Linked DNA regions of Homo sapiens: region 1 is linked to region 2. A link is a contact called in ENCODE Hi-C or POLR2A ChIA-PET data. All regions are on one chromosome and are shown on one strand. The core of a region is the stretch at or near the end of the contact, and the rest is flanking DNA. Distances in the headings are between cores, read along the strand shown.

Evidence for each region. Hi-C counts contacts between places; a loop is a spot of excess contacts on that map. ChIA-PET counts read pairs that join two places held with the same protein, here RNA polymerase II (POLR2A). Pooled maps may share reads with other maps.
Region 1: a loop to region 2 is called in a map with no recorded cell type, with 4 times the contacts of the local background. The contact joins the enhancer-like site here to the promoter of HCG20 in region 2. A Hi-C loop is called at or near these places in 4 of 37 single-sample maps with no recorded cell type and 3 of 50 pooled maps. POLR2A ChIA-PET finds 5 or more read pairs at or near these places in 1 of 52 experiments (GM12878).

Annotation. Positions count from the first base shown.
Region 1 is chr6:31,565,939-31,571,099 of GRCh38, forward strand. The region is part of intron 1 of LOC100287329 (a long non-coding RNA gene); the gene reads right to left. It also overlaps a transcript of LTA not described here. Among named protein-coding and RNA genes, the nearest start is that of LTA, 3.8 kb to the right of the region's middle. Within about 2 kb of position 2,778, at least 7 of the 41 ENCODE cell types and tissues checked have a DNase peak (open chromatin) inside an H3K27ac peak, as active enhancers do.
Region 2 is chr6:30,763,209-30,768,118 of GRCh38, forward strand. It overlaps HCG20 (HLA complex group 20), which reads left to right and starts at 3,617. Exons shown (of 4, transcript NR_138037.1): 1 at 3,617-3,743. RefSeq lists an enhancer at 560-1,347.

The sequences.
Region 1 (5,161 bases), core at 1,528-4,027, 800 kb after region 2:
GGAGGCCGAGGTGGGTGGATCACGAGGTCAGGAGTTCAAGACCAGCCTGCCCAACATGATGAAACCCTATCTCTACTAAAAATACCAAAATTAGCCAGGCACGGTGGCGCATGCCTGTAATCCCAGCTACTCGGGGGGCCGAGGCAAGAGAATCACTTGAACCTGGGAGGTGGAAGTTGCAGTGAGCCAAGATCATGCCGTAGCACTCCAACCTGGGCAACAGAGCGAGACGCCATCTCAAAAAAAAAAAAAAGTCCAGGCAAGGCTCAGTGGCTCATGCCTGTAATCCCAACACTTTGCGAGGCTAAGGTGCAAGGATTGCCTGAGGCCAAGAGTTGAAGGCTGCAGTGAGCTATGATGGTGCCATTGCACTCCAACCTGGGCAGAAAAGTGAGACTCCATCTCTTAGAAAAAAAAAACCAGGCCGGGTGCAGTGGCACATGTCTGTAATTCCAGCACTTCGGGAGGCTGAGGCAGGCGGATCACTTGAAGTCAGGAGTTCAAGACCAGCCTGGCCAACATGGTGTACTTTCTATACTAAAAGTACAAAAATTAGCCAGGCATGGTGACATGCACCTATAATCCCAGCTACTTGGGAGACTGACATAGGTGGATTGCTTAAACCTGGGAGGCAGAGGTTGCAGTGAGCCGAGATTGTGCCACTGCACTCCAGCCTGGGTGACAGAGCGATTCTGTCTTAAAAGAAAAAAAAAAAAAAAAAAGGCTGGGTGCGGTGTCTCACGCCTGTAATCCCAGCACTTTGGGAGGCCGACGCAAGTGGATCACCTGAGGTCAGGAGTTCGAGACCAGCCTGGCCAAGATGGTGTACTTTCTCTACTAAAAGTACAAAAATTAGCCAGGCATGGTGGCATGCACCTATAATCCCAGCTACTCAGGAGGCTAAGACAGGAGAATCGTTTGAACCCGGGCAGCAGAGGTTGCAGTGAGCTGAGATTACGCCATTGCACTCCAGCCTGGGCAACAGAGTGAGACTCCGTCTCCAAAAAAAAGAAAGAAAAAAAATCCAGGGCCAGTGTGGTGACTCATGCCTGTAATCCCAAAACTTTGGGAGGCTGGCCCAGCATGGTGGCTCACACCTGTAATCCCAAAACTTTGGGAGGCTGAGGCAGGCGGATCACCTGAGGTCAGGAGTTTGAGATCAGCCTGACTAACATGGTGAAACCCCATCTCTACTAAATACAAAAAATTAGCCGGGAATGGTGGCATGCACCTGTAATCCCAGCTACTTGGGAGGCTGAAGCAGGAGAATCGCTTGAACCCAGGAGGCAGAGGTTGCAGTGAGATGAGATCAGTCATTGCACTCCAGCCTGGGCAACGAGCGAAACCGCCTCTCAAACAAACAAAAAAAAACTTTGGGAGGCCAAGATGGGCAGATCACTTGAAACCAGGAGTTCGAGACCAGCCTGAGCAGCATAGACCCTGTCTCAACAAAAATTTTAAAATATTTTTTAAAATTAGCCAGGCACAGTGGCACACACCTGTAGTCCTAGATACTTGGGAAGCTGAGGTGGAAGGATGACTTGAGCCCATGGTTTTGAGGTTGCAGTGGGCTATGATGGTGCCACTGCACTCCAGCCTAGGCCACAGAGCAAGACACCATGTCAAAAGAAAAAAAAATCCAATCACCTCTGCTCACCTCCCTCTTTCTCTCTCTCTCTCTCTCTCCCTCCCCCTCTCTCCCCTGCAACACACACACACACACACACACACACACACACGCACGCATGCACGCACCACACACTCTGACGACCTTTAAAGGCTTCCTGTGGCTGGATGAAATCTAGAGGCTTTACCCTTCTTGCATGGCCCTGCATGACCTGGCCCCTGCCCTCCTCTCTGACCTCATCTCCCACCCGCCTCCCAGTCTCTCTCTCTGCTCCAGCCACACTGGCCTTCTGTTTGTCGTCAACACCCCCAGCTTGGTTCCGCCTTCCAGCCTTTGCAGTAGCTGCTCCCTTTACCTGAAATGCTTTGCTCCCAAACTTTTACCTGGTCACTATTTTTTGTCATTTGGGTCTCAGCTCCAGTGCCACCCAAACACTCAAAGAGGATTTTGCTGACTACTGTATTTAAAAGTAGCTCCCTGCCACTCTTACAACATCAGCCTGTCTTATTTTCTCATAGTACCAATTTCTTCTTCAGTTTCTTTCTTTTCCGTCTGGCCTCACTGGAATACAAGCTCCACAGGTGCTGGTACCTTCTCTGATCCCTTTGCCTCCATGTCCCTCCTGCCTTAGGACAATGCCCAGCATGTGTTAGGCACGCAGATACTCACTAAATGGAGGAATGGATGAATAATTCATAAAGCAGGATAAAGTTCAACTTTAGGCTTGTGGCTCAGATTGGACTTACATTTAGAGTCAGATTTAAGTTTAGTGTTAGGAGTGGTGGTAAACTGGTTTCAAGATTAGCCCTAGAAACAGGGTTGGGTTGGGGTAGAGGAGAAGTTTTATTTAGGGGGTTATTAATTGGGATGTGTTTAGATTTAAGGTTAGGGTTACAGTTGGGGTTGAGTTTGAGTTGTGATTTGGGTTGAGGTTAAATTTGGGTTAGGGTTGATGTTGGTATTAAATCCCAATTCAGGTTTTGAGGCTAAGTTCAAGTTTGAAGCTAATGTCATTTCAGTCTCATTTGGAGGCTTCAGAGATTTCACTAGTTTCTCCACAAAGACCACTATAAAGACTGTATTTCCCTGAGTCTGGGGCACAAGACTCCAGTCATCAGCTCTCCCACCCAGGGAAAGTCCCAAACCAACTGCTGGCCTGCCCAAGAAAGAAACCAAATTCATACAACCTCCGAAACTGAGATTGAAACCAAGATTGGCCCATCTCAAGGAGCATCCTTCGCATATCTCACATGCACGTGACACTGAGCCTCAGCCCAGTCTTACCCTTCCTTCCTCTGTGTCTCTCATGTCTCCCCATCACCCTTCTTGCCTTCCCTTTTTTGTCTTTCAATGTCCCATTCTTCCTCTTTAATTTAAATTTCTCTCTGTGTCTCACTGTTAATTGCAATACCTTTTTTTGTTTGCTTGTTTTGTTTTGTTTTGTTTTTTGGTTTGTTTGTTTGAAATGGAGTCTCACTTTGTTGCCCAGGCTGGAGGGCAGTGGCACGATCTCGGCTCACTGCAACCTCCGCCTCCTGGGTTCAAGCAGTTCTCCTGCCTCAGCTTCCCTAGTAGCTAGGATTACAGGCGCGTGCCACCATGCTCGGCTAATTTTTTGTATTTTTAGCAGTGATGGAGTTTCACCGTATTAGCCAGGATTGTCTCTATCTCCTGACCTTGTGATCTGCTCGCCTCAGCCTCCCAAAGTGCTGGGATGACAGGCATGTGCCACTGCTCCTGGCCTTGTAATAACATTTTATATTTTAATATAGCTCAGCTGGGGTCCCAGTCCATCAGCTCATACCATTAGAGAAGCAGAAAGAGACAACAGGAAGCAAAAAGGACCCTGAGAGAAAGGGCAACACAGAGAAAAAGAAAGGAGCAGGGGCTAAAAGGGAAACCCACACTGACACAAGAGATAATAAGGTTAAAAGAATGAGAAGAAGGTTGGGCGCAGTGGCTCACGCCCATAATCCCAGCACTTTGGGAGGCCAAGGCTGGTGGGTCACCTGTGGTCAGGAATTCAAGACCAACCTGGCCAACATGGTGAGACCCCGTCTCTACTAAAAATACAAAAAAAAATTTGGCGGGCTTGGTGGCGTGTGCCTGTAATCCCAGCTACTCGGGAGGCTGAGGCAGGAGAATAGCTTGAACCTGGGAGGCAGAGGTTGCAGTGAGCCAAGATCGTGCCACTGCACTCCAGCCTGTGCGACAGTGAGAAACTGTCTCAAAAAAAAAAAAAAAGGAAAAGAAATTTTCTGACCTATCTCATCTGATAGTAGGTTATAAGACCCTCATTCCAGAAGAGGTTCTGCCCTATACCTGGGAGGAAGGAATGCTGTACAGAGAGACCAAGAAGAATATGGCCAGGCCTTGCTGGGATCCCCCCAGTCCCAGTCTGTGACCATTAGATGATACTCCTTTTGTTCAATTACATTTCTGCACAGCTGTTCATTCTTCATCAAATCTAAGCATAAAAATAGTTTTCCCCTGGGTCCTTGGGTCTTCATTTCTGAAGGCTCCCATGTCACCTAAAACTTTGATTAAATAAATGTATTATGCTTTTCTCTTGTTAATCTGTCTTTTATTATAGGAGTATTGGCCATAACCCTTATGATGGGTCAGGAAGGGATCACCCCTTTCTGCCCCTACAGAAATAATAGCTAAGACTAGTAAAGCATAAAAGGCAAAGGGGCAGGTCCTCAAGTAGAGAAGAACAGGAGAAATAGCTCATACACACCCAGAATGTTACTTACATGTCCCTCCATGTTACACCAAGACCCCTCAGGGACCTTGTGCCTGGGGAGAGAAGTGGTCTGCCCCATGCAACAGTGGGCTTTACCCCGGGTCACCACCAGCCCCAGCTCCAACCCCTCTAACACTCTCCAAGTAAAATCACATCAGTAGCAGTAATAATATTTGAGGTGACAAGTTGGTATTATCTCAAACTTAGGAAAAGTGAATAAAGTCATCTTTAGAAACTGCTTTTTTTAAACCTTGTAACTTGCAAGCTAAGTGAAAATGGGCTCATGTATGAGAATGTTCGTGTTAGACATTTTTTGTGTTAGACAAAAACTAGAAACAAACCAAATCCCCATCAACAGAATATATTAGAATATATTGATACAATAGAATATTACATCATAATTTTTTTTAAAAACATTACTGATACATACAACCACGTATATGAATCTCACAAACATAATGCTGACTGAAAGAAGTCAAACAGAAATGAGTACATTCTGTGTGATTTCATTTATATGATGCCCCAAACCAGGAGGAAATAATCTATGGTGATAAAAGTGAGAGAGTGGTTGGTTATCTTTGGAGGGTATCAGCAGGGAGGGGGCATGAGGGAACCTGCTGGGGACCTGAAAATACGTGGAGCTGGGTGGTGGCTACATACAGATGGAAAAATTCATCAGCTGTACACTTAAGAGGTGTCCACCTCATACCTAAGTTACATATCAATAAAAAGGAAAAAAATTTTGGAAACTTTTTTTTTTTTTTTTTGAGACAGAGTCTTGCTCTGTC
Region 2 (4,910 bases), core at 2,367-4,866:
AGGCTGAGGGAGAAAGCCAGCAGAGCCTGTCTGTTGGGATTCTGCTTGGTCTCTCTGTGCAGCATTCCTTCCTTCTGGATATAGGCAGGGACTCTCCAAAATAAGGGTTTTATGACCTACTATTAGAAAAGGTAGCTCAGTTTTTTTTTTTTTTTTTAATGAGCTGTGCTTATACAGAAAGGCAAAGGAAGGCTAGAGTAATAGTTCTAAGTTTTATGATTGGCTTTGGGGGAAAGACATTCTGGTTTCTTTGACCTGCCTTGGAGGAGAGAGGGGAGCAGGAGAAGGTCAGAGGCAGACTTTACTTCTCAGGTCCTTCCCATGTTCTTCTCAACTTGCCAAAACACCAAACTCTGGGGTATCATTTTCTGAGCCCCAACACCTTGATGGAAGTATTTACACCACAGAAATCGGAAATGTTGCAAGTCAGAACTTTCACCTACCCCCAGCCCTCCACTGCCTCTGAGAGTTAAACATTTACAGGCCACTGCCACATCTGCTCCTTTCTTTCCTTCACAAGTTGTGAGAAGAACCAAGTTAGCATTAGGTTGACCTGTGAGTGACAAAAACCGAATAGAACAATGGCTTCCTAGATGGAAGTCCATTTCTCTCTGACAGAAACAAAGTCCAGAGCCAGGCAGGCAGCTCGGGGCTGGGACAGCTCCGCCTTGCTGCCTCACTGTCTTTGATGCATGGCTCTTTGTGATTTAGGATGACTGCTCAGGCTCCATGTTCAGGCCAAGGGGAAAGAGAAGGACAAAGAAATACACACCCCATCCTAGTAGGTCCACAGACAGAAGTAACCCGTAACATTTCTGCTCATTTCAAATAGGTTGGAAGGAAGTCTCTCTGCCACATCTGGCTGCCAGGGAGGCTTAGAGCCCTGTTGCTTCCTGCAGGCAGCCATGTGCCCTGCTGGGGGCTGAGAAGGGGAGGACAGGGGCCGGGGGGCAGCTGAGAAGCCAGGTGGGATTCGAGAACATGTAGGGGAGAGGGAGAACTGGTGTTGGTGTGATGGGAATGAGCATAGTTTGTGGAACTCTGGGGGAGCTGACTGGAATAGAAAATTAAAAATACTGACAAATGAGGTTAAATAAACAAGGTGGAAGCCAGAGCTCAGTGAGGGACCAGGAAAGCAGACAAAAGAATCTTTATCTGCTGCCACTAGACACCGGAGGCACTGAACTTTCCAGCAGGGGAGCTACATGATCAGAGGCATTTCAGAAATGTTAATCTCACACTTAAGTGCTAGACAGATTGGAGGCAGGAGGAAAAACAGGAAGCAGCAGGGAGGTTGGAAAGGAGAATTATTTCATAAGCCAGGTGTGAGGTGATTATCGGGGAACCTGCCCCATTAGTCACGTAGGTTCTTTTCTATTTTCCTAAGCATCGGCCAGTTTGAGAAATAAAGGGACAGAGTACAAAAGAGAGAAATTTTAAAGCTGGGCATCCGGGGGAGACATCACATGTTGGTAGGTTCCGTGATGCCCCGCAAGCCGCAAAACCAGCAAGTTTTTATTAGGGATTTTCAAAAGGGGAGGGAGTGTGTGAATAGGTGTGGGTCACAGACATCAAGTACTTCACAAGGTAATAGAATATCGAAAGGCAAATGGAGGCAGGGCGGGATCACAGGACCACAGGACCGGGGCGAGATTAAAATTGCTAATGAAGTTTCTGGCACAATTGTCATTGATAACATTTTATCAGGAGACAGGGTTTTGAGAGAAACTGGTCTGACCAAAATTTATTAGGCAGGAATTTCCTCTTCCTAATAAGCCTGGGAGCGCTATGGGACACTGGGGTCTATTTCACCCCTACAGCCTCGACCATAGAAGATGGCCACGCCCAGGGGGGCCAGTTCAGAGACCCACCCCCAGGCGTGTATTCTCTTTCCCAGGGATGTTCCTTGCTGAGAAAAAGAATTCAGCAATATTTCTCCCATTTGCTTTTGAAAGAAGAGAAATATGGCTCTGTTCCGCCCAGCTCACCGGCGGTCAGAGTTTAAGGTTATCTCTCTTGTTCCCTAAACATTGCTGTTATCCTGCTCTTTTTTCAAGGTGCCCAGATTTCATATTGTTCAAACACATATGCTCTACAATTTGTGCAGTTAATGCAATTATCACAGGGTCCTGAGGCGACATACATCCTCCTTGGCTTACGAGATGACAGGATTAAGAGATTAAAGTAAAGACAGTCATAGGAAATCACAAGGGTATTGACTGGGGAAGTGATAAGTGTCCATGAAATCTTCACAATTTATGTTTAGAGATTGCAGTAAAGACAGGCATAAGAAATTATAAAAGTATTAATTTGGGGAACTAATAAATGTCCATGAAATCTTCACAATCCACATTCTTCTGCCATGGCTTCAGCTGGTCCCTCCGTTTGGGGTCCCTGACTTCCTGAACAGTGATTACATGGGGACAATGGGAATGAGGAGGAAGAATGAGAGGCATTTGCTAGAAAATGTATTCAAACTGATGGCTGGTCTGAAAGGGAGTTGTAGGCTGGGGTGATGAGAGACAGGTCTCATAGCAACAGGGTAAACAAAGTAAACTTGGCTTGGTTGGTGTTTTATTTATTATTATTATTTTTTTGAGATGGAGTTTTGCTCTTGTTGCCCAGACTGGAGTGCAATGGTGCAATCTCAGCTCACTGCAACCTCTGCCTCCCAGATTCAAGTGATTCTCCTGCCTCAGCCTCCCGAGTAGCTGGGGTAACAGGTATGTGCCACCATGGCCAGCTAATTTCTTTATTTTTACTAGAGACGGGGTTTCACCATGTTGGCCAGGCTGATCTCCAACTCCTGACCTCAAGTGATCCGCCCACCTTGGCCTCCCAAAGTGCTGGAATTACAGGCATGAGCCACGGCACCCGGCCTATTATTATTATTATTTTATTTCGAGACAGGGTCTTCCTCTGTCACTCAGGCTGAAGTGCAGTGGTGCAATCTCAGCTTTCTGCAACCTCTGCCTCCTGGGCTCAAGCGATCGATCCTCCTGTCTCAGCCTCCCAAGTAGCTGGGACTACAGGCGCATGCCACAAAGCTAGGCTAATTTTTTTTTTGTATCTTTTGAAGAGGCAAGATTTTGCTGTGTCCAGCCTGTCTCCAGGCTGGTCTTGAACTCATGAGCTCAAAGCAATCTGCCCACCTTGGCCTCCCAAAGTGCTGGGATTGCAGGTGTGAGCCACTGCACTCGGCAGCAGGTGTTTTAGATTGGGCTACCTTGAAGCAGAACCTGGGGTGGGGACTTTTGTTCAAGAGATACACTGCGGGAGGCTCTCAGGAGAAAGACTGAAGAAAACAGGATAGGGAAGGGAAAAAGGCTAAGCAAGGATGTGAGCTTCAGCCTGAGCTCATGGGGAAGCTCAGGGCAGCAAATTGCACCAGTCAATTGCACTTGGAGGCATGGGGGCTGGCGTTTTGTAGATCTGCTTTAAGGTCAGGCAGCCACTGGGAGTCTGTCCAGAGTGTGTGCAAGGGAGGAGGGCTTGGCTCCTGTTTGGCCCAGGGCAATTCTCCAGAAAAGGGGACAATTGTGTGTGGTTATCAGCTGATATTCCCAAAAGCTGGAAAGTGAGTGGACTCACTGGTGAAAAGGACCTGAGCCCAAACAGTGTCCATGATAGTGAATCCATTTTGGTTGTGTTGGATTTGAGGTGGCAAAGAAATAAGGAACTGGCATGTGACTGCGGGAAATTGGAGCTACAAGACAGGAGTTCAGGTGAAAAGATAGGACTAGGTATGTAGCTATTGGAGTGGGGGACTTCGGCGCACAGATGATAGGGTTTTTTGTTTGTTTGTTTGTGAGGGTTTTTTTGTTTGTTTGTTTGTTTGTTTGTTTGGAGAGAGGGTCTTGCTCTGTAACCCTGGCTGGAGTATAGTGGCATGATCATAGCTCTCTGCAGCCTTGACCTCCCAGGCTCAAGAGATCGTCTCACCTCAGCTTCTTGAGTAGCTGATACTACAGGTGTATGTCACCACTCCCAGCCAATTTTTTAAACATTTTTTTAGAGACTGGGGGTCTCACTGTGTTGCCCAGGCTGGTCTCAAATTCCTGGGCTCAAATGATCCTGCTGCCTCAGCCTCCCAAAGTTTTGGGATTATAGGTGTGAGCCATGGCGCAGGCCTAGATGATAGTTTAAACAAGAGGGAATTTGTATATTTGTCACTTTGGGGGTTGCTGGTGGCCTTTGAAGGAAGAGTTTCACAGCAGGACAGAGTACAAAACCATATGGTGACGTGAGGTCTAGTAATGCTTTCCACAGTTAATGTCCTTCCATTCTGACTAACTCTTAACACCTCTAGGGTACTTTCTCCTTCGACTTATGTGCTGCTCATTCTGGCTTGTCCTCTGTGTTCTGGTTATTTTTTGTTGTCCAACAAATTGCCTCAAAATTTTGTGGCATGAGACAACCCTTTATTACGTTCACGGATTCTGTGGGCCAGGAATTTGGACACACCGCAGTGGGGATGGCTTGTCTCTGCTCCATGTTATCTGGGGCTGCAGCTGGAAGACTCGAAAGCTGGGGGACTGAAATCGTCTGCAGACACTTTGCAGTGGATGCTGGCAGTTAGCTCAGGGACCTCAGGGTTTCTACCTGTGGTCTAGTTAGAGTTTCTCTTGCATAGTGGCTGGGTTGCTGTGAGGGAACCAGGCATGAACTGCTTTTTTTTTTTTTGAGGCGGAGTTTCACTCTTGTTGCCCAGGCTGGAGTGCAGTGGTGCAGTCATGGTTCACTGCAGCCTTGACTACCCAGGCTTAAGTGATCCTCCTGCCTCAGTCTCCCTGGTAGCTGGGGCTACTGCCAACATGCCTGGCTGATTTTTGTATTATTATTATCATTATTTTGTAGAGACAGGGTCTCACTATGTTGCCCAGGCTGGTCTCCAACTCCTGGGCTCAAGC